Linked DNA regions of Homo sapiens: region 1 is linked to region 2. A link is an interaction called in ENCODE POLR2A ChIA-PET data of the cell type or tissue named here. Cell type or tissue: CD4-positive, alpha-beta T cell. All regions are shown on one strand. Each heading gives the region's core, and the rest is flanking DNA. Links, peaks and the distances in the headings are about the cores only.

The links. Peaks named below come from ENCODE experiments on the same cell type or tissue, not always from the same donor. Only the 100,000 strongest peaks of a DNase experiment are listed, where the experiment ranks them.
Region 1: POLR2A ChIA-PET joins it to region 2 with 59 read pairs; 6 of 35 experiments call an interaction of 5 or more read pairs at or near these places.

The regions. Positions count from the first base shown.
Region 1 is chr15:22,214,100-22,228,967 of GRCh38, reverse strand. It overlaps MIR1268A (microRNA 1268a), which reads left to right and starts at 3,639; the gene lies at 3,639-3,690. RefSeq lists a silencer at 7,490-7,659. In CD4-positive, alpha-beta T cell, for the core only: CTCF peaks have their summits at 5,680 (motif pointing left), 7,375 and 7,588; DNase peaks (open chromatin) are centred at 5,657 and 7,577; H3K27ac peaks cover 970 bases.
Region 2 is chr15:20,349,038-20,363,905 of GRCh38, reverse strand. It overlaps the pseudogene LOC124903613. Among named protein-coding and RNA genes, the nearest start is that of GOLGA6L6, 190 kb to the left of the region's middle. In CD4-positive, alpha-beta T cell, for the core only: CTCF peaks have their summits at 7,133, 7,339 (motif pointing left) and 9,349; DNase peaks (open chromatin) are centred at 6,035, 6,345, 7,335, 10,505 and 3 weaker places.

The DNA.
Region 1 (14,868 bases), core at 3,109-11,108, 1.9 Mb before region 2:
TTGCTTTTTCCTACTTTTCGGTGACTGTGAGTCATGCTCCACTTTGAACATCCTGGCCCCTGGCATGTCATCAGGGTGGAATGAGAGTGAGCTGGGTCTCTTCTGAATCTAGGCCTTTGTTTTGGGTGAAAGGACACAGCCTTTGGAAGAAGACAGACCTGGGTTTGGATTCTGATTCCATACAAGTCACCAGGTGCCTCAACCTCTCTGAATCCCAGTTTCTTCATCAGACAAAGGGATAGTTATGAGGCATCGACATGACATTTGTGTGTGATCAGCACATCGTAGGGATCCAACAAATGGTCTCATTTGTGTCCAGCCAGCTCCTTCAATGCCTTAATTATTGCACTGCAGCCTGGGTAGGGCATCCCTTCTCCCAGCTCTAAGGTATGGATTCCCATGGGTTCTAGTCAGGGGTACACTGTGGCCAGTTCGTAGGGCTCACGAGAGCCGATGGTGAGCGTCTCTTCCCTACTCCACACTCAGGGACTTTGCATTGGTACCTTGAAATCAACCAAAGTGGGAGTGTTTATACCCTGGAAATCAGCAAACCTTCAAAGTGGGGCTTACCCCAACCCCTGACCTCTGGAGAGCCAGTTGTTAAACATTTACCAACAACCACAGGTTCTAGTATTTTCTGTTAAGCTGGCCTGGTGGCAACAGGCCAGAGAGTTCAGGAGAGAGTAAGGCAGGACAGCTCAGGGGTTAAGCCCGAGGATGCTGGAGCAGACATGTGATCTTGGTCCTGGCCGGCAGGCCTGCCAGTGCTGCAGAATCTGTGAGCTCCACGTCCTCACTGTCTCCATCTCCTTTGGCACTCAGCTGCAACAGCAGGACCTGGAGGCAGGTCTGCTGCATGGGACATGGGGTGTGGGGACTTCTGGGGAAAGCATTCCTTTCCAGTAAAAGTGATGCAAAGGAGGAGATGCCTCCTCTTCTTGGATGTTTTCATGTCCATACAGTGACTCCTGGAGCTGCAGCAGCCATCATGTGACCTTTCCAGAAGGGTGTGGACTGGAGACAGTGGGAGAAGCAGGGCCCCAGGTCCTTCCTCAATGCCACCATCCTCCACCCTGGACTCAGGCTTATGCTTTCTTTTTCCTCTTTCCTGTTGAATTTGACCACTGGCATTTCACTAAAACAAAGGCAAATCTCCAACCCACATGTCACAGCCAGGAAGGAGGCCTGACACCCCCAGGCCCTCAGGACTCAGCACTGGATGCACAACTTTCAGGGAGCGCAGGAAGCTCGGGGAGCAGAAGCCACTCTCAGGGGCTCCTGAGCCAGGGGACAGAGCAACAAGGACAGCACTTCCCACCCCAGCATGCCGCTCCAGCCTCTACACTGTGACCACAGGGCTTTCAGGTGGGGCAAAGGGCTCTGCCCGGCAGGCAGCGTGACGCCCATGCTGCCAGACTGAGGCCCTGAGTCCGGTCCTGATGCCAACAGTTGAGGATCCTGGGGCCAGCCCCTGTCTTTGCCATCCTCTGGCCCTGCACTCTCATACCTGTAAGCTCAGCACTTTGGGAGTCCAAGGTGGGCAGATCATGAGGTCAAGAGATCGAGACTAGCCTGGCTAACATGGCAAGACCCCGTCTCTACTAAAAATACAAAAATTAGCTGGGTGTGGTGGTGGGCACCTGTAGTCCCAGCTACTCGGGAGGCTGAGGCAGGAGAATCGCTTGAACCTGGGAGGCAGAGGTTGCAGTAAGCCGAGATCGTGCCACTACACTCCAGCCTGGTGACAGAGTGAGACTCTGTCTATAAATCAGTCAATCAATTAATCAATCACTGGTCCACGTGCCTTCACCCACACCCTCTCCCAGTCTGAGGTCCAAGAGTCTGGGGTTCAGGCTCCTTCCTGCATGGACAGATCCATCCCTGATGGCACCCTCTAGAGACAAAGGCAAGAAGGCCATGGGCAGAGATGTGGCATGTCGTGGCTGCACTCAGAAGAGGAAGAAAAGACCACCAGATATTTTAGCTGCTGTATTTTAAACATCAGGACACGGAGGCTGAAAATAGATAATGATTGTGGAAAGCCAAACAGCTGACATGTTTATCCATCTCATTCATCACTCCTTCTTCCCTCAGCAATTGGTCTTGGGCAGCCCCTGCTTCTGATAACCCCTGACATTCACTCTGCCCTGGGTCTCTGAGGTCTTCTAGAACCCAGGACTCCACCAACCTCCCAGAGCCTAGGTGAAAATCTGTGCAGGGGAGGGGGGCCTATGGGGAACCCAGGGTGTCAGGAGGTGAGGGGAGACAAGAATGGGGTGAAGCAGCCTCATGAAGCAAGGAGAGCCTCAGACGCACCCCCCAGCACAGACATCTGTGAGATGTCTGCCTTGGGGGCCTTGATGGGATCCAGCGGTTCTGAGTCCAGCCTCAGGAGCCCCTGCGGTGGAGCTCTGAGTGGGGCAGGGGCCTGGGAGATGCCAGAAGGATGAGAGCAGGGCCCCCCTGGTCCAGGGGACAGTAAGAGGTAGCCAGTCCCAGAGAAGCGCCCCCACAAACTGTTACCCGTGGTGTGCAAAGCGTCCTGCAACCCCAGCCCTCACCAGGACTTCTTGCATTTTTCAGGAAAGCAGTTGTGATTGGCATGGTTCTTAAGCGTCTGCAGGAAGCTGTGGCCTTTTTGGTATTTCAGGAGGGGTTGCTAACCCCCCTCATTGTAGGATTGGGGTATCCCAGCTGCTAATTCCCCTCCTAACAGCCCTGCAGTGCCTGGATTGGAGGTGTGACAGGTGGCATTTTCGGCCCGAAGTCCCTAGGAAGGAGAGGTGGCTGTAGCCTGCGCATTTGTGTAAATTAACCACCCCTTTTAGTTCTGTGAAAGGAGAACTCGATTAGTTTAAAATCACCTGCGTGAAAGAGGGTCTTGATTAGTTTAAAATCACCTGTGTGAAAGGGTCACTTGATTAGTTTAAAATCACCTGTGTGAAAGAGGCTCTTGATTAATTTAAAATCACCTGTGTGAAAGGGTCACTCGGGTAGTTTAAAATCACCCACGTGAAAGGGGCCCTTGATTAGCTTAAAATCACCTGGGTGTTTCATTTTATCTCAGTTGACCTCTGAATCTTTATCCTACAGCTTCTTGCAAGCTCCAGTCTACCTTCTAAAGGAATAATGGGGCTCACCTTTCTATGTTACTTTATGTGGGAGTAGTTGTAAAACAGAATAAGGGAGACTGCGGGGATTGTGCAGAAATGTAGCACCCGTTTACGTGTTGGGAGGCTGAGGTGGGAGGATCGCTTGAGCCCAGGAGTTTGACACCAGCATGGGCAACTTGGTAAGATCCCTTCTCTACCCCCCAAAAAAAAAAATTTAGCTGGGCATGGTGGTGGGTGCCTGTGGTCCCAGCTACTCAGGACGCTGAGGTGGGAGGATTGCTTGAGCCCAGGAGTTTGACACTAGCATGGGCAACATGGTAAGACCCCATATCTACAAAAAAAGAAAAGAAAAAGATAAAAAAAGAAAAATTAGTCCAGCGTGGTGGTGGGTGCCTGTGGTCCCAGCTACTTGGGAGGCTGAGGTGGGAGGATTGCTGGAGCCCAGGAGTTTGACACCAGCATGGGCAACATGGTGTAAGAACCTGTATCTACAAAAAAAAAAAAAAAAAAAGAAGAAAGAAAAGTTAGCCGGGCGTGGTGGTGGGGGCCTGTGGTCCCAGCTACTTTGGAGGCTGAGGTGGAAGGATCACCTGAGCCCAGGAGGTGGAGGCTGCAGTAAGCTTAGATTGCAGCACTGCGGTCCAGCCTGGGTGACAGAGTGAGACCCCATCTCAAACCAGAAGCACCAAAAGGTGTCTGAGGTCAGGCACGGTGGCTCACGCCTGTAATTCCAGCACTTTGGGAGGCTGAGGTGGGTGGATCACCTGAGGTCAGGAGTTCGAAACCAGCCTGGCCAACATGGAGAAACACCGACTCTACTAAATATGCAAAAATTAGCTGGGTGTGGTGGCACACACCTGTAGTCCTAGCTACTGCAGAGGCTGAGGTAGGAGAATCGCTTGAACCTGGGAGGTGGAGGTTGCAGTGAGCTGAGATTGCACCACTGCACTCCAGCATGGGTGACAGAGTGAGACCTTGACGGGGGCGGGGTGGGGGTGGGATGGACCTTCTGGGGATGGACCTAAGATGGTGGTAGGAGCCTCTACAAGTGGAATTGTGATGTGCACAGCCTGGGTAAATGGGGTTGGCTATATTTAGACTTTAGTGGGGACATAGCCTATTATTTTTTAACACCATTGAACTCAGAATCGGGACCCAGATTTGCCAGGACAGCGCGGGACAGAGACCTCTCCTGGGCTCTGTGTCCCCTGTTAATAGACTGAGAGACAGAATGAGAGCTTCGAAGATGCTGTGGGAGGAGTGCTGGACGTCTCCAGGTGGTGAGCTCAGGAACGTGTGTGTGTGAGTGTAGCCATCAATCCTGGGCTCTGTCTGCCCTGTTAACAGACTGAGAGATGGAATGAGAGCATCCCCAGGTGGTGAGCTCAGGAAGGTGTGTGTGTGTGTGTGTGTGTGTGTGTGTGTGTAGCCATCAATCCTGGGCTCCGTCTGCCCTGTTAATAGACTGAGAGATGGAATGAGAGCGTCCCCAGGTGGTGAACTCAGAGACGTGTGTGTGTGTGTCTGTGTGTGCATGTGTGTAGCCGTCAGTCTCCCGGGCTCCGTCTTCCCTGTTAATAGACTGAGAGACACAATGAAGGCATCCCCAGGTGGTGAGCTCAGGGACGTGTGTGTGTGTGTGTGTGTGTGTGTGTGTGTGTGGCCACCAATCTCCTGGGCTCTGTCTGCCCTGTTAATAGAGATGGAATGAGTGCATCCCCAGGTGGTGAGCTCAGGGACACGTGTGTGTGTGTGTGTAGCCGTCAATCTCCTGGGCTCTGTCTGCCGTTAATATACTGAGAGACGGAATGAGAGCATCCCCAGGTGGTGAACTCAGGGACGTGTGTGTGCTTGTGTGTGTGTGTGTGTAGCTGTCTCCTGGGCTCCTGGGCTCCATCTCCCCTGTTAATAGACTGAGAGACAGAATGAGGGCGTCCCCAGGTGGTGAACTCAGGGACGTGTGTGTGTGTGTGTGTGTGTGTGTGTGTGTGTGTGTGTGGCCACCAATCTCCTGGGCTCTGTCTGCCCTGTTAATAGAGATGGAATGAGTGCATCCCCAGGTGGTGAGCTCAGGGACACGTGTGTGTGTGTGTGTAGCCGTCAATCTCCTGGGCTCTGTCTGCCGTTAATATACTGAGAGACGGAATGAGAGCATCCCCAGGTGGTGAACTCAGGGACGTGTGTGTGCTTGTGTGTGTGTGTGTGTAGCTGTCTCCTGGGCTCCTGGGCTCCATCTCCCCTGTTAATAGACTGAGAGACAGAATGAGGGCGTCCCCAGGTAGTGAGCTTAGGGACATGTGTGTAGCCATCATTATCCTTTAGTACCTGGTCCCCGTGCCCTCCGAGCCATCCAAGGGCTTCAGGAGGCCGAGCAGAAGGAGGGTTGGTAAGTGAGTCCACGGACCACCACGCAGGCCCTGGGGTCCTTTGGAGGGTGAGCCCTGCGGGTGGGGGGATGATGGCCCCGGAGGGTGTGCTCTGGGATGAGAGGGGACGTGCAGGTCGGGGGATGAAGGCTGCATTGCGGACAGAGCAGGCTCGGGACCTGGGCGCCACCTGGTGTCGACTCAGCTCACTCCTGAGCTATGCCTCTTCCTTGTCTTATAGTGGGGATAAAAAGCCATAGATGGCCGAGCGCAGTGGCTCAGGCCTGTAATCCCAGCACTGTGGGATGCCAACCCAGGAGGATTGCCTCAGCCCAGGGGTTCGAGACCAGCCTGGCCAACATCGCGAGACCCTCTTCTCTGTAAGAATTTTTTCTTTTTTTTTTTGAGACAGAGCCTTGCTCTGTTGCCCAGGCTGGACTGCAGTGGCACGATCTTGGCTCACTGCAACCTCCGCCTGCCAGGTTCAAGCGATTCTCCTGCCTCAGCCTCCTGAGTAGCTGGGATTACAGGTGTGCACCACTGTGCCTGGCTAATTTTGTATTTTTAGTAGAGACAGGGTTTCTCCGTGTTGGTCAGGCTGGTCTCAAACTCTCGACCTCAGGTGATCCACCCGCTTCGTCCTCCCAAAGTGCTGGGCTTACAGGCGTGAGCCCCTGCGCCCAGCCCTGCCTTCCTTTCTTCCAGTTTCCTGACGTGGCCACGTGTACCCCAGCAGTGCCCTCCCAGTGGTTTTGGGAGGTGAGGGAGGGGAGCGGTGGGGATTAACGTTCTTGCTAATGAGGTGGTGAGTGTCTTACTGTCTTCTCTGTTATTGATACTATGTCCTGACAGAGGAAAAGAGGGAAAAAGAACTGATTATGGTAGGATAATGTCACTTCTCTTGTTCCCAGACCAAACCGAATCTCAGCCTGCTTATTCTCACGGCCCAATAATGAGATGTGGATGAACTGGGAGAGAAGATAGGTTTTATTTCTGTAACCAGGTGCAGGGAGAAGGTCTGGAAATTATCACCAGACCGACTCAAAATTACAAAGTTTTCCAGAGCTTATATACCTTTTATATGCCTATGTGTAAGTGTGCATTCATCTAAAGACATAAGCGGGGCCGGGCGTGGTGGCACACACCCATAATCCCAGCACTTTGGGAGGCCGAGGCAGGTGGATCACCTGAGGTCAGGAGTTCCAGACCATCCTGGCTAACACGGTGAAACCCTGTCACTACTAAAAATACAAAAAATTAGCCAGGTGTGGTCGTGGGCACCTGTAGTCCCAGCTACTCAGGAGGCTGAGGCAGGAGAATTGCTTGAACCCAGGAGATGGAGGTTGCAGTGAGCTGAGATGGTGCCACTGTACTCCAGCCTGGGCAACAGAGTGAGATTCGGCCTCAGAAAAAAGAAAAAAGGCATTAACTTCTTCTAATCTATAACAAAGGTCTGAGTCCTGAAGACCTTTCTCTGGAGCCTCAGTAAATTGACTTAATGTAGGTGGGTCCAGGTGCTGTGGTGATTACCCGAGATAAGGGGAGTTTTTCAGATCCCCAGTAAAACTACGTAAACCCAAACAGGTCCTGTTAGGAATTCCTTCGTTGTCATATTTTCAAGGCCCAGGAAAGGCCTGGGCAAAACTCTTGGTGGGTCTTTGTTACATTCCAGCCTTCGTATAAGGACACTGGCTCTTTCAGGTTTGTTTTTTAATTTTTTTTGAGACAGAGTCTCACTCTGTCACCCAGGCTGGAGTGCAGTGGCGCAATCTCGGCTCAGTGCAACCTCCGCCTCCCGGGTTCACGCCATTCTCCTGCCTCAGCCTCGCGAGTAGCTGGGACTACAGGTGCCCACCACCACGCCTGGCTAATTTTTTGTATTTTTAGTAGTAGAGACAGGGTTTCACCATGTTAGCCAGGATGGTCTCGATCTCCTGACCTCGTGATCCCCCGCCTCGCCTCCCAGAGTGCTGGGATGACAGGCATGAGCCACCGTGCCCGGCCTCTTTCAGGTTTTTATATGTAACTTCGCCACTCAGTTGGTACTGAAGCTGTTATGGAGGCCTGCCTGGGTGAGATGTGGCCGCCACACTGTGGCTGGTATTCGAAATACACAGGAGGCCGCAGCCAGCTTAGCAGAAACACCCTGTGGCTTTCAGAACTTGGTTTTGAGAGTTTCCTGTTTTCTTGACTTTCAAATACCAGTGACTTTTAAGATGCATCAGTGATGTAATAACTGTTGGGGAAAAAAAGAAAAACTATTAAAGATTCCTGTGGATGGTGAGATGACCTTGGTTTCAGAAACACCGAAACATAGAGAATTGTGCATTTTAGAATCCAATAAATCTACGCTGGGCACGGTGGCTCATGCCTGTCATCCCAGCACTTTGGGAGGCCAAGGCAGGCGGATCACCTGAGGTCAGGAATTCGAGACCAGCCTGGCCAACATAGTGAGAACCTATATCTACTAAAAATACAAAAAATTAGCCAGGCGTGGTGGCCCATGGCTGTAATCCCAGCTGTTCTGGAGGCTGAGGTGGGAGAATTGCTTGAACCCAGGAGGCAGAGGTTGCAGTGAGCTGAGACGATGCCGTTGTATTCCAGCCTGGGTGACAGAGCGAGACTCCGTCTCAAAAAAAAAAAAAAAAAATCTGATTATTTACCTGTGTACCTTCACAAGTGTTTAAAAAAAAAAAAAAAAGGCCGGGCATAGTGGCTCAAGTCTGTAATCCCAGCACTTTGGGAGGCCGAGGCAGGCGGACCACAAGGTCAGGAGATCGAGACCATCCTGGCTAATACGGTGAAACCCCGTCTCTACTAAAAATACAAAAAAATTAGCCTGGCGTAGTGGCGGGCATCTGTAGTCCCAGCTACTCGGGAGGCTGAGGCAGGAGAGTGTTGTGAACCCAGGAGGTGGAGCTTGCAGTGAGCTGAGATTGCGCCACTGCACTCCAGCCTGGGAGACAGTGAGACTCCATCTCAAAAAAAAAAAAAAAAAAAAAGATTACGTTGATATTTTGCCTACTATAATCTTAGAAATTTGCAATTTCCTGTCATTGAGTTTTGTAACTTTCTACCCTCTGCTGACAAAAAAAATTTAAAATGTCTCATGGCAGCCTGTGTTCTTAAAATTCGAACTGTTTATCCATAGCCCTTGAGAGAACGGTTTAATGTGAGTTGGTTGGGAGTGACCGTTGTTTGTTTTTTTGAGACAGAGTCTCACTCGCTCACCCAGGCTGGAGTGTAGTGGCGTGATCTCAGCTCACTGCAAACTCTGCATCCCAGGTTCAAGTCATCCTTCCACCCCAGCCTTCCAGCTAGCTCGGATTACAAACATGCACCACCACACCTGGCTAACTTTTGTATTTTTGGTAGAGACAGGGTTTTACCACGTTGGCCAGGCTGGTCTCAAAATCCTGAGTTCAAGGCCTGCATCAGCCTCCCAAAGTGCTGGGATGACAGGCGTGAGGCATGACGTCAGGCCAAGGGGGTGGCTGTTTTATAACAGGTTTGAAAATTTGTTTTTCTTTTTTTCTTTTTTTTTTTTTTTTTGAGACAGACTTTTGCTCTTGTTGCCCAGGCCGGAGTGCGATGGCAAGATCTCGGCTCACTGCAGCCTCTGCCTTCTGGGTTCAAGTGATTCTCCTGCCTCAGCCTCCCAAGTAGCTGGGATTACAGACACCTGCCACCACGCCTGGCTAATTTTGTATTCTTAGTAGAGATGGGGGTTTCTCCATGCTGGCCAGGCTGGTCTCAAACTCCCGAACTCAGGTGATCCACCCGCCTTGGCCTCCCAAAGTGCTGTGATGACAGGCGTGAGCCCCTGTGCCCAGCCAGGGGGTGGCTGTTTTATAATAGGTTTGCAAGTTTGTTTTTCTTTTTGTTTTGTTTTGTTTTTTTGAGACAGAGTTTTGCTCTTATTGCCCAGGCCAGAGTGCAATGGCACAACCTTGGCTCACTGCAACCTCTGCCTCCTGGGTTCAAGCGATTCTCCTGCCTCAGCCTCCCGAGTAGCTGGGATTACAGGCACCAACCACCACGCCCAGCTAATATTTCATATTTTTAGTAGAGACGAGGTTTCCCCATGTTGGCCAGGCTGGTCTCGAACTCCTGACCTAGGTGATACGCCTGCCTCGGTCTCCCAAAGTGCTGAGATGACAGGTGTGAGCCACTGCACCCGGCCCTGAGATAAGCATTGTTAAGATTTGGTTGTCCGGGTGCAGTGGCTCAAGCCTGTAATCCCAGCACTTTGGGAGGCCGAGGCGGGCGGATCACGAGGTCAGGAGATGGAGACCATCCTGGCTAACGCAGTGAAACTCTGTCTCTACTAAAAATACAAAAATTTAGCCGGGCGTGGTGGCAGGCACCTGTAGTCCCAGCTACTCAGGAAGCTGAGGCAGGAGAATGGCGTGAACCTGGGATGTGGAGGTTGCAGTGAGCCAAGATTGTGCCACTGCACTCCAGCCTGGGTGACAGGGCAAGACTCCATCTCAAAAAAAAAAAAAAAAAAGATTTGGTTATGTTCCTGCAGTCCTATATGGGGCTAGAAGAATATCACCAAATATCACCAAAATGTATAAGTATACACACATGCACACACACATTTGTGAGTGTGTGTAGGCACGCATGCATGGATAATAGATATACCTGTGTATGTCTGTATATAGACATTTGTGTTTCTCAAAATTGTATCAAAACTGGATTCATGGCCAGGCACAATGGCTCACGCCTGTCATCCCAGCACTTTGAGAGGCCCAGGCAGGGGGATCACCTGAGGTCAGGAGTTCGAGACCAACCTGGCCAATGTGGTAAAACCCCGTCTCTACTAAAATACAGAAATTAGCCAGGCATGGTGGTGCATGCCTGTAATCCCAGCTACTCGGGAGGCTGAGGCAGGAGAAACGCTTGAATCTGGGCGGCGGAGATTGCGGTGAGCCAAGATTGCACCACTGCACTCCAGCCTGGGCAACAAGCGAAATTCTGTCTTAGGAAAAAAAATTCATATTATGTATATTGTTTTCTAAACTTTTTTTTTTTTTTTTTAGACGGAGTCTTGCTCTGTCACCCAGGCTGGAATGCAGTGGCGCAATCTCAGCTCACTGCAACCTCTGCCTCCCGAGTTGAAGCGATTCTCCTGCCTCAGCCTCCTGAGTAGCTGGGATTACGGGCATGTACCACCATGCCCTGCTAATTTTTTTGTATCTTTAGTAGAGATGGGGTTTCTCCATGTTGGTCATGCTGGTCTCAAACTTCTGACTGCAGGTGATTCACCCACCTTGGCCTCCCAAAGTGCTGGGATTACAGGTGTGAGCCACCGTGCCTGGCCTGTAAACGTTTAATTTTTCGAGGCACGTTTCTGCTGTGTTGCCCAGGCTAGATAGTGCAGTGGTGTGATCACAGCTCACTTTAGCCTCTACCACCTGGGCTCAAGCAATCCTCCCACCTCTGCCTCCTAAATAGCTGGGACTACAGGCGTCCACCACCACACCTGTGCGTGTGTGTGCATGTGTGTGTGTGTGTGTGTGCCTTTTTTTCATGGAGACAGAGTCTCTGAGCCTATGCTCTGCAGGCTGGTCTCAAACTCCTGGACTCAAGCAGCCCTCCCCACTTGGCCTCCCAAAGTGCTGGATTCCAGTGGCGAAAACCCATCTCTACTAAAAAAAACACCCCAATCGGGCTTGCAAAGTGCTGGATTCCAGGCATAAGACTGCACCCGGCCTGTTTTGTGAGATTTTTAACTTAAAATCTACCCTGTGCCAAGCACTTTGGGAGGCCAAATGGGGAGGGCTGCTTGAGCCCAGGAGTTCAAGACCAGCCTGGGCAACATAGTGAGACCCTATCTCTTAAAAAAAAAATTAGCTGGGCGTGGGACCTGTGGTCCTGGCTACACAGGAAGCTGAGGTGAGAAGATCACTCGAGCCCAGAAGGTGGAGGCTGCAGTGAGCTGAGATTGCACCACCACGCTCCAGCCTGGGAGGCAGAGTGAGACCCGGTCTCAGAAAAAAACAAAAAGCAAACCAAACCGTATGCTGAATGTGCACTGTGTTGGCTGCACAGAATGGGGTGAGATGTGTGTCTCTCGTATTGTATTTGATCCATATGTCCGTGGGGCTCCTACGTGTGGGTAAGGCTGTGAGTGTCACCTGGTGGGGACTAATTCCTGGTCATCCCTGGTGCTTTTTGTAAAGAAAGTGAGTTGCAGCCTGGCTGTGGTCCTGCTGGTTGTAGCAGACAGATCCATACAGTGCAGACGCGATGGTAATTTTGGTTTCATCATTCACGAGAAGCTTTATTTATTTATTTATTTTTTGAGATGGATCCTCGCCGTGTCACCCAGGCTGGAGTGCAGTGGTATGATCTCGGCTAACTACAACCTCCACCTGTCGGGTTCAAGCCATTCTCCTGCCTCAGTCTCTGGAGTAGCTGGGATTACAGGTGCCTGCCATCATGCCTGGCTAATTTTTGTATTTTTAGTAGAGACAGAGTTTCACCATGTTGGCCAGGCTGGTCTCGAACTCCCGAGCTCAGGTGATCCACCTGCCTCGGCGTCACCAAGTGCTGGGATTACAGGCGTGAGCCACCACACCCAGCCCGTGAGAAACTTTAAGTCAGTGCAGTGGCACGCGGATGGTGCAGGGCCGCAGGCTTCACCTTCCTTTTGGGTCTGAAGTGACTGCCTCGCTGTTTGGGGTCAGAAATAGCTGTGTGTAGGGGCAGGTGTGAGCTGTGTCTTGTGTGTCCCACAGAAGTGACCCTCATCATGATGGTGTGGTACTGGCATTCTTGTCCGTAGACTGACAAGGATTCTTTTTTTCTTTTTTCTTTTTTGGAGACAGAGTCTTGCTCTGCCACCCAGGCTGGAGTGCAGTGTCGCGATCTCGACTCACTGCAAGCTCCACCTCCTGGGTTCAAGTGATTCTCCTGCATCAGCCTCCCGAGTAGCTGGGACTACAGGTATGTGCCACTACACCCGGCTACTACTTTTTGTACTTTTAGTAGAGATGGGGTTTCAGCATGTTGGCCAGGCTGGTCTCGAACTCCTGACCTCAGGTGATCCACCCGCCTCAGCCTCCCAAAGTGCCGGGATGACAGGCGTGAGCCACCTCGCCTGGCCCTGGATTCTGTTTCTTAAACTGCAGGGAATACTAAATACTTTACATGTGTATGTTTCTCATTTCATTTTCCTAAAGGAATTGGAGAGTGAGTTGTTGAGATTCTTTTCATTTTATTTTTTATTCTCTATGGTCCTCATCATGCAAATGGCTAAATGGTTTTTTTTTTTTTTTTTTTGAAACAGGGTCTTGCTCTGTCACCCAGGCTGGAGTGCAGTGGTGCGGTCTCGGCTCACTGCAACCTCTGCCTCCCGGGTTCAAGCGATTCTCCTGCCTCAGCCTTCCTAGTAGCTGGGATTACAGGTGTGCACCACCGTGTCCGTCTGATGGTTAAATTTTTCCTAGAGATGAGGTTTTGCCATGTTGCCCAGGCTGGTCTCAAACTCCTGAGCTCAGGTGATCCCCCCACCTGGGCCTCCCAAGGCGCTGGGGTTCCAGGTGTGCAGAGGGCTCTTTGTCTACACGCATCACTGGATTTTCTACCCACGGGGACAGGAGTGTGACCACAGCGAGGTGGTCAGGGAGTTGTCACCGGCGGGCACTGCAGCCCAGAGATGATGATGGCTCTAGGAGTTTGGTTGTGGAGCACAGATGCCAGCGGTGTGGGCACGTGGCCCTGCACCTGTGTTTCTCCTGCACAGGCCCCAGAACCCCAGGATGGGATCTCTGTGCAGTGACGAAGTCAGTGGCCTCTTGGTGAGGCTGAGGGATGGGAGTCGGCAGAATCCAGGCTGGGCCCCCGAGGCCTGGCTCCCTCACTGCATCCCTGAGGTCCCACAGCCTGGTGACAGCATGACTGAAGACCACACTCCAGTCAGGTGGCCAGCCCCACATGTGACCCCGGGTCTTGGCTCCCACTCCTGACCCAGGGTCCTGGCCTTCCACGTGTGACCCCGGTTCCGGCTCCTGTCCCCGCCCCCTCTGTCCCCTTTCCCCTCTTTCCCCAACACCCCTTCCTCTCTCCCAGACACCCCTTCCTCTCTCCCCGGCACCCCTTCCTCTCTCCCCGGCACCCCTTCCTCTCTCCCCACCCCCCGTCCCCCCCTCCTCTCTCCCCATCCCCCCCTCCTCTCTCCCCGTCCCCCACTCCTCTCTCCCCGACCGCATCTCTCCCTTGAGTCCTTGAGTGGTCCTGGCTGCACACCTACCTGGCTGGCCCCATCCTCTCCAGGGCAGGGACAGCCGATGCCCCGCACCTCCCCCATTGCTTTTCTACCTCTGCCCCCTCCCCACATAGGCCTGGTATCCCTTGGACTCCTGTAGGCACCAGCCGTAGTCTTAAGAAGTCAGTGTGTCCCACAGCCCTAAAAGGTCAGGGTACCCCCTGGCCGTCATTTCAGGGCAGCCTATAGTCCTAAATGGTTGGGGTACCCCACATCCCTGATGTTCAGGGCACCTCACAGTCCTAAAGGATTGGGGTACCCCACAGTCCTAATGTTCAGGGCACCCTGCAGTCCGAAAGGGTTAGTGTACCCCCAGATGAGGGGCGGTCAGGAGGGTCAGGGCCCAGGTGGACTTCCTGTCATCCCACCCTGTGGGGCATGCCCTGTGTCCCTGACTCTGACATTTGGTGAGGTGAGTACGGAGCAGGCTTCCGTGGCACATTTTTTTATTTATTTAGAGGTAGAGTCTCGCTCTTGTCACCCAGGCTGGAGTGCAGTGGTGTGATCTCGGCTCACTGCAACCTCCACCTCCTGGGTTCAAGCCATTCTCCTGCCTCAGCCTCCCAAGTAGCTGGGATTACGGGCGCCCGCCACTACGCCTGGCTAATTTTTATAGTTTTAGTAGAGACAGGGTTTCACCCTGTTGGCCACGCTGATCTTGTACTCCTGGCCTCAGGTGATCCGCCTGCCCTGGCCTCCTTAAGTGCCGGGATGACAGGTGTGAGCTGCTGTGCCCAGTCCCTGAAATGCTGAAATGCTCAGCCCATACCCTGAAATGCTGATGGCAGGAACCTCTGCACTGTTATGGCTCCCAGAGCTCATCTCATCCTACTCTAGACACCAGCCCTGTCATCAGCCTCCTCCAACTCACTAGTGAGTGCTGAGTTCAGAGGAATTTGTTTTGACCCTCAAGAGGGGTTAAGATACACTGATAGGCTGGTCGGGTCAGGCCTCTCAGATGTCACTGGTGCAGTGGCCCTACCTGCCTAGACAATTGAGAAGAATCATTTTACAATGATTTTATAAGCATTCATGGTGTTGCAGGGACTGGGCTATGACCTTTGTGGTCCAGGATGCTTAGTGTTCTAGCAGAGATAGATGGGCTATGAAACAG
Region 2 (14,868 bases), core at 3,813-11,812:
AACACGGCACTGGCAACTGCTCAGCTTTGGGGGTCTCTCAGGGAGATTTTACTCCCTGAGAAGCGGGAGGAGGTATGTCACATGGCCAAAGCAGAATCACATGGCCATGGTCATGTGGCCAAAGAGAGAGTGGAAGGAGGTGCCACAAACTTTAAAACAACCAGATCTCATGAGAACTCACCTACTAACCTGAGGACAGCACCAAGACATCAGGGATCTGCTCCCATGACCCCGATACCTCTCACCAGGCCCCACCTCCAACACTGGGGATTACATTTCAACATGAGATTTGGCAGGGACATATATCCAAACTATAGCACCTTATTCCTGATTTTAGGAAGGATTTTAGGATGTTTTTCATCATCAAGTATAATCTTAGCTGTAGGGTTTTTACCTGTTCTTTAAAATTTGGAGAAGGTCTTCCTCTATTCCTAATTTTCTAAGAGTTTTTTATTATATATATTTATTTTTTGCTGAATTAATTTTATGCATCAATTGATATGATCATCTGATTTTTCTTCTTTAGCCTGTTGATATTGTTCATTGCAATGACTGATTTTGTAATGTTGAACCATCCTTGTATTGCTGGAATAAACACACTTGGTCATGTGTGTAGTTATTTTTATATATTATTGAGTTTTATTTCATAATATTTTGTTAATGATTTTTATATCTATATTTGCGAGGAATACTAATCAATTATTTTCTTTTTTGTACACTGGCTTGGGTATTGGTGTAATACTTCATAAGAATAGTTAGGAAATTTTCAATTCATTTCTATTTTCTGGTAAAGCTTGTATAAATTTAGTAATAATTACTTCTTAAATGTTTATTACTATTCTCCGGTGAAACTATTTCAGCCAGGAATTTTATTTTTCAGGACCTTTTAATTAATAATTGATTTGATTGAAATAGAGCTATTTTAGATTGTTAATTTTATCTTGGTAATTTTTGATAGTTTGTGTTTTCAAAAAATTAGTCCGTTTAAGTTGATGAAACTATAAGCATGAAGTTGTTCGTATTATTCTCTTTATCTTTTTAAAAGCTACAGAATCAAGAGCGTTATTTCTTACTTTAATTTTGACATGAGCAATAGCTGTCTTTTTGTTACTTTTGTTTAGTATTTTTGGAGTTTTATTAATTTTATTGATAAACATATTTGAAAGATATTTGGTTATATTAATTTTCTTTATTGCTTTTCTGTTCTCAATTTTATTGATTTCTGCTTTGATTTTTTATTATTTTTTCTTTTTGTTTTGAGCTTATTTTGCTCTTCTGTTTCTACTTTTGTTAATAGAAATGTAGATTATCAACTTGAGACCTCTCATTTTTAATGTAAGCCTGCACTGCTATCAGTTTTTCTCTAATCGCTTCTTTAGTTCTATCTGACATAATATTTTGTATCTTTTAAATCATTCACATCTATGTATTTGTTTTTAAATTATTTGAGACTTCCTTTTTGACCCATGGATCATTTAAAAATACGTTATTTCCCACATGTTCTCAGATTCCTCTTGTTTTGTTATTTATTTCTAGTTTGGTATCACAAAAAATACATAACACAATTTAAACTATTTTTTTAAGTTTGTTGAGGCTTGATTAATGTCTACTTATGTCTATGATCTATCTTGATGAGTATTCCATGAAGGTCTGAAAAAAATTGTGTGTTCTGCTGTAATTGAGCGGAGTGTTTTTATGTGGCAGTTAGATCTTCTTAGCTGAATGTGCATATATTCTAGATATTGCAGGTCATTGCTGATTTTCTAATAATTCTATCATTATTATCAGTGTTGGAGTCTGCAATTACAGTAGTGAATCTCTGCTTTCAACTCTTTATCAGTTTTTGTTTCATGTTATTTTGCGAATACGCTCTCGTGGTCGGTACATATTTAGAATTTTTATGTCTAGTTGATTGATTCTTTTATCATCATTAGTATAAAAGACACAAGGATCAAAAACATCTAAATGAAACGTGGTTCGGACAAGAAGGCATAGACCCATTTCTTCTTGCTGTCTCTCACGAGACACAACCTTAAGCATTAGAAGTAGTGAAAAGACAAATATAGAGGAGAACCCTGAAGGTAGTAAAAATAAGAGAGCTTTCTTTGTACTATCCTTGAGTGTTTCACTACGTATTAAATTTCCACAATGCATCACTAGAGCCTATATTGTATCTGTGGACACTCTTTAAATGTGGACATTTAAGCAAAAGTTGAAAGAATAAATCTAGAAATAAAAATGAATGTGAAATTTGATGAGAAGGATTGGCTCCTGCTGCAAATAAATTTCTGTTCATTATACATTACAGTCAGTGGTATTCTATTATAGCAGCATGAAATGGTCTAATACATCTGATCAAGAATGGAGAATCTCAGTCCTATGAGGACAAAGAGGCTTCCATGACCTACTAAGTTGCCTGGTATTGTTCAGTCTCTCCTGCAGGCTCTTTGTCTTGTAGCCTAAGTATCTCTTGGTAGAAAAAAGAAGTCTCAGGACAGGTGGGTGAGGAGATGCACTCTCATGTCTTAAGTTCAGCTGGTGCTATGCTGGGGGCTACTGTTTGATCTGGAGAAACAATGGGCCTATCTGGGCTGCCTTCTGCTACTATGTCATGGGGGAAAGAAGTACTGGATATGGATGGCCTTCCTCTCAGGTGGGAGGACACAAGGCATCTTGATGTTGTGTTGTTGCTCAAATCCTGGGTCCCCACACCAGCTCTTCTATTTTTACCACCTGCAGAGTTCTCCTTTATTTGCTTTTTGTACCATTTGCAGTGCTTAAGGTTGTGCCTAGTGAGAGGGAGCAGGAAGAAATGGGTCTATGCCTTCTTATTTGAGCTACAGCTTACTTAGATGTTTTTGATCCTTGTTTCTCCAATATTAATGATTAATTTTTAAAACTTTACCCTAAATTAATCTGTATTACCTTTTTTCCATAAACTCCATAAAGACAGAATGTGTTTCATTTTTATATAATTAAACACCCTGCCTGCAGTTTACAAACAAATGATATGTCATTTAAGTTTCATAAATGGGAAAAAGGTTAATCACAGACAGTTTATTTCTTTAAAAAATAACACAAATTTCTTATTTCTGTATTTGTCATAAGTTCAACCTTTTTGCATTATCTTGATCAGTGTAAAATGCTTGGATGGTCAGTGTTGTTTGACTTGTGTCTGTATTTGGTTAGGATCCATTTAAACTCTCTAGGATAATGTCAAAATCAATTTCTTCCTTTATACTTTCTTATTTTCAAAGAAATGGTGCTAAATATTTCTATGAATATATGGAAATATCTATGCGAATATGTATCTGACTAAAAATGTTGCAGGCATCTTTTCTGTTTTTTTAACCCTTTGTAATATTTTTATTTTGTTTATTTAGTGATATAAGGGAAAATTGTGAGCATTTAACTACATAATCTTTATGTTTCCACCAAACTCAATTTTTTAGTTCTTAGTATATGGCCTATAATCTAACTTTAATTTATCCCTTTTATATTAGCTTATTTTCTTGTTAACAACAAGGATATCTCTTCTGGAGTATCTCAAGTCAAGGTAGAAAAAGTAGTCAACAGGAAAATGAACAGAACAGTTTTGGATATGTATGAGAATTTAAAGCAAATGTTTCTAAATGAGAAATTGTAACTCAGGAAATATTTGGCACATTCTATCAAAATTTTGTGAATTTTGATAATAAAACATTCACAATTCAATTAGGAGTAAAGGAAGAAAATATAAGCTATATCTATCAATAAAAGATTTTTTTCCATTTTTGTTTCATCTAGCAATATTCTTTTCCCTCCATAAGGAATCTGTTAAAAACTCTCTTCTTACTATCCTTCAGTCTTTTAAAATGTGTTAAATTCCCACAGTGCATTATTAGAGCCTATATCTGTGGACACTCTTTATGTGTTGGTATTTGAGCAAAAGTAGAAAGAATAAATCCAGAAATAAAAATGAATGGGAAATTTGACAGGAGAGATTGCTTTCTACTGCCAAATATATAACTATACTTCATCTAGTCTATCACTCAAGGAGGTTTCAGAATGAAGAATCATTTCCAAAATGCCATCCTACTTTCATCTTTTCCCAAGGAGGTTCAGAATAACCTGCAAGTGGATCACTGAACAAAGAAAGTACAAAACCACAAATAGTCCCTCTAAGGTCCTTTAAAACACAAACTTGGAACATTTTTATGACATTTCAAAATGACTTGTGATCCTGATACTACTATTTAAAGATATAGCTTGAATCAAATAAAATAAATTATAGGTCATCTGTCTAAGGATGGAACATTTTGTTTTGTTTTTTTCCCCATTTGACTTCTTAAAATTAATTATAGTTTCTTTAATATATATTGCAGAGATTATATATTTTTAAATCCAGGTTATAGAATAAAAATACTTTGCTTATCATCATTTGATATAAGTTCTATAAGTAAAAACTCAGTTCTACTTATATATTTCTACATAGAAGCACCACTTATAGTTTGTTGGCTTTTTAAAAAGAAGAAGGTAAAATTATACTAACGGATTTTGCTATGAGATGGATCAACCTAGATTTTATGAATAGAATAATTAACGTAAGTGCTTCAAATAGGTTTAGTGTTTTATGGTCTGAGACACGGCTTCCATCTAAAGAAACACCAATTTAGGAGAAACTAGAAAAAGAATTGGGAAAGAAGAAGAAAGTGTTTTTTGGAAATACACCAACCATAAAAGAGCGAAGCTCACTCTGCTCCTCTTAAAGTTTACTGCATTGTAATTGGGAATTTGTTATTTCCATGGTTCCTTTGAGTAACATAGACATAAGCAAAGAGAGTATTTATGTTCTGCACAAGTCCATCCATGTCTCTATTGGTGTGATTACCCTCCCCACCCATGCACCTTCCGTCCAAGCAGGAGTGCAGCCTGCTTGGGCTCAATGTCCCCTCTTCTGAGAAGCAGCCCGGCCCAATCCTGAGCGCCCCTGGTGCCGCAATCCTCACGCGTATGGGGCTGGCCGTTGATGTCGCCTGGGCTGGGGGTGCACCTGCAGCACAAACACGTGACTGAGCATCTTCTTGTCCCGGACCCTCTCGGCGTTGGACCCCAGGAAGCCCCTCCAGGGGGCTTCAGTCGCCCACCCACCTACAAAGCCCCTCATCTGCAGCGGCGGCTTCGTTCCCGGGACGCGCCCCAGGCTCTGCTCAGGCATGGCCCGCAGACCCTCAGGAGCCCCCGAAACATGATGACCTCCAGCCACGTGCCAGCTGCCAGGAGGGGGCTTCAAGACCCCAGATGAGCACCCGGCTGGCCGTGCCCCAGGGACAGAGGACCCAGTGTGACAGAATCCGGCCTGGGCCACAGCCACCCACGCAGCCCATCCCAGTTCAGCCCGAGGTGGACAAGAAAAGTCCCACCAGGGACTGGAGCAGATGGGGCGGGCTCCGGACCCCTGCCTGGCCCACCATCTGTCCTGCTAGTCGGTCCGTCTCCCCAGGCAACCCCTTCTCCCGGCCCACGATCTGCCCGGCCCTGCTAGGCCCTCCTCCTAGCTCCTCCAGGGCCCTCGGGAGGGGACAGAGCTGGAGCCAGGGCCCAGACCTCTGCTGCTTTGGGCCCGCCCCATCTGGCACCTCCAGGAGAAGGGGGCAGCAAGAGCTTGGCCAGGGCAGGGGCACTCCAGGGCAGCCGAAGGGCCTCGCCAGCTGTCTCATGATGAGATGAGCAGAGGGAGAGGGAGGAGAGGAAGGGAGAGGAAGGGAGAGGCTCTGGGAGGACAAGGGCCCCTCCCCTCCTCCTCCCCTCTTCCTCCCCTGCCCATGTGGCCTGGGCGGGAGGGACACGCGGATGGGAACATCCCAGCTGGTCCAGGCCTCTGCTCCCCCCAGCTCCTCCTCCTTGGCTGGCAGCTCTTCTGGGCTCCTGAGGTGCTGCGCAGCCCCTTCCCTGGCCCTGGGACACCCAGTGCCTGAGATGAAAGAGGAGTTGCTTCCATGGAGGGTCCCAGTGCAGGCCGGGGGGCGCTGGCCCTCAGGACACCAGGCCCCCAAGACATAGGGACACCAGAAGCCCCCGATCTGCCTCCAAGGTCCAGCAGCCCCAAAGCCCCTGCTCAGAAGCCAGCGATGGGAGGGCAGGGCCTGCCTGTGGGACCCACCATGGGCGCAGCAATCGCCAGGCCCTGGGCAGACAGCAGCGCAGCCTGAGTCCAGGTCTGGGGCAAGTCGGCAAGTGCACCCCCAGAGGTGGAATGACAGGAGCTCCTGTGGAGGACGCAGGCGGCCCCCGCCCCTCACTCCACTGTGAGGCCTGAGGATGCACACGGGCAGCTCTCGCCGGCTTATGAAATGCCCCAACCCCGCTGCCTCTCTGGGTCCTCCTCATCCTGTGGCCTGCAGGGTCAGGAGCGTGACTTTGGTGCCAGGAGAGAGGCTGGCTCCTCCCTGTGGTGGGTGTTGGGGGGAGGAGTGGGGTTCATTATAAATTACACTCCCCTCGAACCTGGCTCTTAGGCGAGGGCAGGGCTGGGGTTCACCCTGCTCTCTGCAGGGGAGGGTCAGCCCCCAGGTATGCCTGGGTGGGTCTCCACGGCAGGCCAAGAGGGCAGGCCCTGGGCACGTCCACCCCCTCTCTCTGGTCCCACAGCTCCCCTACTCGCCACCTGCCCTGAGCAGCCCCCAGGAGAGCACACGCAGGGAGGATGCTGAGGGGCTGGAGGGCAGGAGTCCCGGCTGAGGCTGTGACCCCAGCTGTGCTCCCCGTTCCCTCTTAGGACCAGCCAAGACCCAAGGACAGGCGGCCAATCAGGGCCTGGCGTTTACCCCTCCTCCCCCACCCCCATCACGGGCCTCCCGTGGGACCCCCAGGAAGAGCAGCTTCCATTGACCGAGGTCAGGGGACACCCTCCCGCTGACACTCACTCTCCACGGATCCTGGAGCCCATGAGTCGCCTCCCCACCTCCACTGCACTGGACCCCCCGCAGGCCCTGGTGGGGGTGGCCACGGATAACCACACAAACATGCATTTTCCTTGTAGGAGCAGGCAGGTGACAACCAGTGTCCTACTTTCTTGCATTAAAACACCCAAATCAACAGGGCGAAGGCCCGGAGGAGGGGTCCTGAGGGAGCCAGCCGGGCGCTCAGCCTGCTTCGCTGGGATGCTTGTCGAGGTCGGGACCGCACTACCAAACTCACCTCTGTGCACCCTGCGGGGCCCAGGAAACTCGGTCCTCCCTGGGCTCCCCCAGGCCTGGGGTGGACGTTGGAATAAAGTGGGGACAACACGATGAGACCCCAGCCCTGGAGGTGCCCTCGGCAGAAGCCCGAGATCAAACCTGGGAGATTTGTGGCTGGACAGCACCACCTGGTGGACACATTGGAGATTACCAAAGCCGAACAGTCGATTCGTTCTTGGTTCTGGGATTTTCTTAATTGGGTCTTAGCTGGGGCTTCCTTTCCCTTTCCCCAGTAGCAGGGGCTTTGTGACTATCAGAAACACCTGCCAGGCCTGTGCAACATGGGGAGACCTCATCTCTGCAAAACACACACACACACACACACACACACACACACACACACACACACACACACACATATTAGTGAGGTGCGGTCGTCCCAGATATTCAGGACGCTGAGATGGGAGGATCGCTTGAACCCAGGAGGTCGAGGCTGCAGTGAGTCGTGATCATGCCACCGCACTCCAGTTAGGGTGACAGAGAGAGACCCTGTCTCTAAAGAAAGAGAAGAAAAGGCCGGGCACAGTAGCTCACGCCTGTAATCCTGACACTTTGGGAGGCTGAGGCAGGCGGATTACCTGAGGTCGGGAGTTCCAGACCAGCCTGACCAACATGGAGAAACCCCGTCTCTACTAAAAAATACAAAAGTTAGCCAGGTGTGGTGGCGGGCGCCTGTAATCCCAGGTACTTAGGAGGCTGAGGCAGGAGAACCGCTTGAACCGGGGAGGCAGAAGTTGCAGTGAGCCGAGATCACGCCATTGCACTCCAGCCTGGGCAACAAGAGTGAAACTCTGTCTCAAAAAAAAAAGAAAGAAAGAAAGAAAAGAGAAGAAGCCCTTGTCTTCTAATAAGATGGTGTTGGTTTTCAGAGAGCCCAATCCAGGCACTTCAAACAAGGCAGGGAAATCAATGGCCCTGAAGAAAGAGTTTCTCTTCAACAAGCCCCTCCGTCCCTGACACTGGCACCAAGGCATTCACCCAGCAGCCCCTCTGTCCCTGACACTGGCACCCTGGCATTCACCCACCAGCCCCTCCATCCCTGACACTGGCATTCTGGCATTCACCCACCAGCCCCTCCCCTCCCTGACACTGGCACCCCGGCATTCACCCACTGTCCGGGGCAACCAACCTTTCCTCCCACCACTGATGGGACAGCACCCTGGCCTACCACTTTTGAGGTGAAAAAAATTAGAAATCCCTGGCTAAAGAGGGGACAAATCGAGCCTAAAATCAAGCCTTGGTATCTTGCTTTTTAAATCTGCCTATACCTTTTGTGTATTGGTTGTGTAATTTTTTGTGTATTCATTGTGTGTAATTGCTGAATACACAATGAATACACAAAAGCTATAAATAGATTTAAAGAGAGAAACCAAACCAAAACCCATCGGTAGTCCACTGGAAAAACAAGGCTCCAACTCTCTATTCGGAACATTGTCAATTAAAAGAAAAGAATTAAGAATTTCCCTTTTAAACTATATTTCAGGGTAACTCAATAACTCTAGTGGACAACAGCAAGTTTTTTTGGGTTTTGTTTGGTTGGTTTCTTTTTTTTTGAGACGGAGTCTTGCTCTGTTGCCCAGGCTGGAGTGCAATGGCACAACCTCGGCTCACTGCAGCCTCTGCCTCGTGGGTTCAAGTGATTCTCCTGCCTCAGACTCCTGAGTAGCTGAGATTACAGGCGCCCACAACCAGGCCCTGCTAATTTTTTGTATTTTTAGTAGAGATGGGGTTTCACCATGTTGGCCAGGCTGGTCTCAAACTCCTGACCTCAGGTGATCCACCCACCTCGGCCTCTCAAAGTGGTGGGATTACAGGTGTAAGCCACCACACCCAGCCTGTTTGTTTTATTTAAGAGACAGGGTCTCGCTGCATCACCCAGGCTGAAGTGCAGTGGTGTAATCACAGCCCGCTGCAGCCTTAACTTCTTGGGCTCAAAGGATCCTTCTGCCTTAGCCCCTGAGTAGCTAAGACTACAGGCACGCACCACCATACCTGGCTAATGTTTTATGTTTTTGTAGAGATGGGGTCTTGTTGCCCAGGCTGGATTCAAGCTCCTGGCCTCTCTCACCTTGGCCCACAAAAGCTCTGGGATTACAAGTGTGAGCCACTGTGCCCAGCCATTTTTGTTGTTGTTGTTTTTGATAGAAGAATTTCAGCTACTCATTGTGAAGAGATGAGATCATGAGAGAAACCACAATTTTGCCACCTCTCATGACATAATTATTTCTCGCAAGGGTCATGGATGAGATCAGTAATGACAAAACAAGGGCATCACAGGGTGGGTTCAGGCTATGACCACCTGGACCTACTGGCCACACTTAGCATCACAGGGTGGGTTCGGGCTGTGGCCACTTGGACCCACGGGGCACACTTAGCATTACAGGGTAGGTCAGGGCTATGGCCACCTGGACCCACTGGGCACACTTTGCATCACAGGGTGGGTTCGGGCTCTGGCCACCTGGACCCACGGGGCACACTTAGCATCACAGGTGCTTCCATGTGGCTCTCACAGCTCTGCCCACGAAGGCTTCTGGCAAAGAAAGATGAGCCTGAATCTAAGGGCATTTCTGCAGCACAGCTTCCATTTGCAGGAGACATGGGGCGAGGCGACACCACAGAGAGGCAAACAGCTGCGTGATAGGCGACACATTTGCAGGACAGCTGATCTGGTTTCTGCAACAAATCACAAGTGGTGGGAGGAGCAGTGGGGGTCAGGGGCGGCGCCTGATCTAGAGTAAGAGAGGTTCAAGAGGCGCCACCACAAAACTGAAACTGTGGGCCTTGTTAGGAACCTATGTGTTCCATCTGATGGATGTAAGCAAACAATCAGGGGAATGTGATTCCGGATGGGGCCTGAGCAGGTGCCAAGGAATGACTGTTAATTTGAACATTGCCCTAAGGGAGCCGCAAGTGTGTTCCAGAGTTTCCCATACTTGGCGCCTTGCAACCTGAAGTTCATAGGAACAAAATTTCAGAACATTTGCTACAGGATGGAAGATGCTTCAGCCAAAGGGGAAAAGGAAAGAGAAAGACAACAGCAATGCATGAAACAAGTGTGGCAATTATCGATAAAGCATGTGTGGTGATCACTGATCACATGTGTGAGTTTATTTGAAAAGTTACATTAAAAAATTTTGAGGCTAGGCACGGTGACTCACGCCTGTAATCCCAGCACTTTGGGAGGCCGAGGCGAGCAGATCACCTGAGGTCAGGAGTTCAAGATCTGCCTGGCCAACGTCGTAAAACCACATCTCTACTAAAAATAAAAATAAGTGCAAAATAAGCCGGATGTGGTGGCAGGCGCCATAATCCCAGCTACTCAGGAGGCTGAAGCAGGAGAATTGCTTGAACCTGGAAGGCGGAGGTTTCAGTGAGTCAAGACGGCACCATTGTACTCCAGCCTGGGCAAAAAGAGTGAAACTGTGACTCAAAAAAAAAAATTTTTTTTTTGAAAAGAGACTAGGCATGCTGGCTCATGCCTGTAATCCCAGAACTTTGGGATATCAAGGCAGGAGGATTGCCTGAGGCCAGGAGTTCGAGACCAGCCTGGGCAACATGGTGAGACCCTCGTCTCTTAAAAAAAAAAAAAAAATTGCCTCCCAAGACACATGCCTGTAGTCCCAGCTACTTGGGAGGCCTAGGAGAGAGGATTGCTTGAGGCTGGAACGTTGAGGCTGCAGTGGGCTATGATCAACCCACTGCACTCCAGCCCGGGTGACAGAGCAAGACTCTGTCTCAAAAAATAAATAAACAAAAATAAAGAAAGACATAGCCTTTCTCTTACAGACATGGTCAGGCATCATGGAAATCTTATTGCAGAAGTTGCTCGCCCTTCACCCCTAAGCCTCACCTCTCTGTTTCAGGGGATCCGAGTTTGGGGAAGGAAAGTCTATGGGGCCATCATTTCTCCCTTGTGGCTCCTGCGCCCGCAGCCATGGGCCCCTCACACTGGGGCTGGGTGCCTGAGCAGAGTCCCTGTCCAGCCCCCACCAAGCTCCAGCATCCTGGACACCTCATGCCATCCCTCCTGGACTTTGTGCTGGGGATGAGGTCAATTTGAGAGCCTCCCTGAGGTCTGGTCACTCCTGCACACCCTCCACAGTGGGCAGAATGGTGCCCCCCAAAAGGCCCACATCCTAATCCCGGGACTGTGAATGGGCTACTTTTCATGGCAAAAGGGACATTGCCAGTGTGACCGAGGGTCCTGCGATGGGAGGCTCCCCGGCATCATGCAGGTGAACCCAGTGGCATGACAAGGGCCCCTGTGAGCGAGAGGCGGGGGTGAGAGCAGACCTGGTGCAAAAGCAGTGGGTGTGGTGATGCCCCAGCCTGGGACTGAGGCCCAGAACGTGGTGGCCTTCAGAAGCCGGGAAAGGCCAGGAGATGCATCTGCCCCCAGCCTCCAGAAGGAGCCAGCCCTGCTGACACCGTGGCTTTAGCCCAGTGCGGCCCCGTGGGACTTCTGACCCCCAGAACTCTAAAATAATAAATTGGCATTGTTTTGATCCTTCTGTGGCTGATATGTGTGATGAGGGGGTTTTCACACTCTTGCGTGGGACGTGCAACCTCTTTAGAACAGTGGCACATTACCTGTCCTACATGGGGGAAAAAAGAGGAAAAAATAAATACATTTGCATTGTTTTAGACCACTAAGTTTGTGGTCACGTGTAACAGCAGGAACAGCAAACAGATGTGCCCTCCGAGGCTCCCCTACATGCCTGCGAAGCTTGGGGACGCTGGGGAGGGTCACCTTGGCCATCTGGGGGCAGGTGGTACATCAAGACCCTCCCTCCCTCATCACCACCCTTCCTCCCCCATCACCATCCTCAATGGCACGGGGGCAACCCATGGTGAAGCAGCCGGACAGGCAGACTGTGCTAATTCCCTGCAAGGCAGAGCTGTTCCTCCAGCTTTGGAATGCAGCCAGCCCCTGCATGGCAGCCTCAAGGGGACAGGACCGCCCCCCCCATGCTCTCTCTTTCCCCTGGCCCCGACCCTGCCCCTCTGCTCCCTGCCCCCCAGCCCCACTGCCTTGGGCCTCCCTTGAGCTCCCAGGACAGGTCAGCAAATTGCTATGTGTGCATGTTTTCTAGGGAGAGTCCACAACCATGGTCAGAGTCCCTCGAGTCCAAAAAGAGACAGAGCCACAGCCTCAAGCGGCTCCTTGGGCCCCGGGTTCTGAGCTGGAATTGGATTCCCTGAGCCAGCTCTTAGTCCATGGTGACAGGCATCTGCTGATGTAGCCTCCTCCTATCTTCCCCAGAAACCAGATTAGACGCGGCCAGCAAAAAGAATATTCTCAGCTGGCAAAACGCTTTCACCGGCCACCAAAGGCCCCCTGTCCCTCCAGCCCACGGAGGGCACGGCGCCTCCTCATCCAAATGGGCTCTGGGCCCTGTGCCCCACATTCCTGGAGTGAGCCTAGACCTTGCGCTGCGTCCATCGTCTGGGAGCATTGTGGGGTGTGGGTTTCCCCCCACATCCAGACCCTTGAGTCCTCAGGAGCAAGGACTGGCCTCTCTGGTTTCCCTTCACACAGCAGGTGCTGAATCAATGCCCGGGAACCGAGGCGTCCTGTGAGGCGACAGAGGCTGAGCTGGAGAAGGCTCACCTGAGACCTGCACAGATTCAGGCGTTATCGCTGCCAAGGCCCAGCAAAGGAAGCGAGGCTGCCGTGGACACAACTCATGGCTCAAACTGGGGCGGCCTGAATGTTCCTTTGTGGGTCCCCAGGGCTGGTGGAGGGGGGTCTATTCTCTTCCCCCTGATCTTTCAGCAGGTCCTGGCTCACCAGGGCTCAGCCCCACCCTCCAACGCACCAGGTGTCACTGGGCACCTGCTCAGTGGAGCCTGTTGCTGTTCAGAGACTGAAAGTGGTGATGGTGAGGCCAACACCGATGGCCATGGGACCAACATCAAGGTGAGGAAACCATCAAGGACTGCACCAGAGGGATACCCCTCCTTGACACACACACACACACACACACACACACACACACACACACACACACACACACACGAGATCCTGTCCCCTGATGGGGTAAGTAAGGGGGAGCAGGCCCTGCAGTGACCTGTTGGCCATCTCTTATCCACCCGACATGGCCAAAGGTAGCCACGTTATCTCCCATTGCATGTCCTCTCCTCTGTATCAGGACACAGTAGACATCCAGGTGCCTATAAAATAGACGTTTTTGGAGATAAGAGGCCCTTTGCAGCCTCTCTGGAAAGACTCTGTGAGAACAGTCCTGGTGAATGGAGAAGCCCTTAGCCACATGGTGTCAGGGGCCCCACCGCACCTCTGGCCTTTGGACAAAGTCAGCACCAGCCACTCCCACCCCACCCACCACTTTCATGCGTTCTGCAGCTGCCACTCCCTGCCCGCCAGGGTGACCAGATGCTGGCCGGAGCCAGGGCAGGGGCGGGCACTCTTCAGCATTTCCACAGGAAACCCCAGACCCTGTTCCCGCAGCCTGGCCCTCAGACAACTGCTCCCACTCTCCCCCTGCCCATGGGAGCTCAGCCTCTGGGGCAAGAGGGGACCCTGTTTACACCAATGCACCTAGGAAAAACCTTGGGGAAAATTCCAGGCCTGAGTCCTGAGTGTCCCCAGAGTCCACAGCTGGTGGCAGAGGGCCAAGAAGATAGTGACAATGAGGATTTATACCCCAGCAATGAGGGGACAGTGACAAGGCAGCTTCTCTGCAGGTCCACACAGGAAAAGAAACCCACAGCACGGCTCCGTGCAGCAGGGGCTCTGAGTGACACTCGCAAGGCCGTGGCATCAGGCAGGGGACCCCCCCACCGCGGAGGGCATGGCTCAGCAGAAGCCAGGAGAGGGTGGGTCCTGGGATCCCAACCCAAAGCAGGCAGTCAGGAACTGAGTGACCACGGGTACCCTGGGGGTACAGGTAGGAGGGAGGAGAGTGTCTCCGAGGCCCCCTTGCCAACCCTCAATGCCAAGTCCAGCAAAGGTGGTTTTCTGGCACCAACTAGCAGGCACTGATCCCCCTCATATCCCCAACTCATGACCCAGCCACCTTTCCCAGGGGCTGAGTGGCTCTGAACAGGGGTGGAGCCGTGGGGCAGTCTGGGGCTGACACCCAGGAGGCGTTGGGGGAGGCGCCCACTCAGGCCCTCGCTGCCCCGGGGAAAGGCCACTGCAGGCAAAGCACGCTGACACCAGAGCCTTCGGCAGAGGAGGGGGAAATTGTTTATGTCTTGCGCTCCTTCTTACCGTGGGCCTCCTGGGGGCTCCTGGCCCTGGGTGAGCAGGACGGACCCGGACCCGAGATGCCTCAGAGGGAAGCTTCTTGGGCAGGAGGACAGCACAGGCCATGGAGTCCCAGGGGGAGGGGGAGGGCTGTCCCACTGGGCCCCAGTGGGTCCTCTGCAGCAGGACAGTCTAGCCTGCCCCTGGCCATGCTGAGCCACATGGCTCTCCTCTCCGAGACCCTGTGGTGACAGGCAAGGGCACAGGGGTGGTGGGGCAGAGGCACTGTTGAAAAACCTGCCCAAGGGCCTGCCCTTGGCATCTCCTGGACCCACCCTCATCTTCCCTGAGGCTGTCCGAGTGCTTTCCCGGGTAGTCTGTCCTCAGTGGGAATGCCGCAAGCCTCCTCCTTGTGCCTGGCACAGCCCTACATGCTGG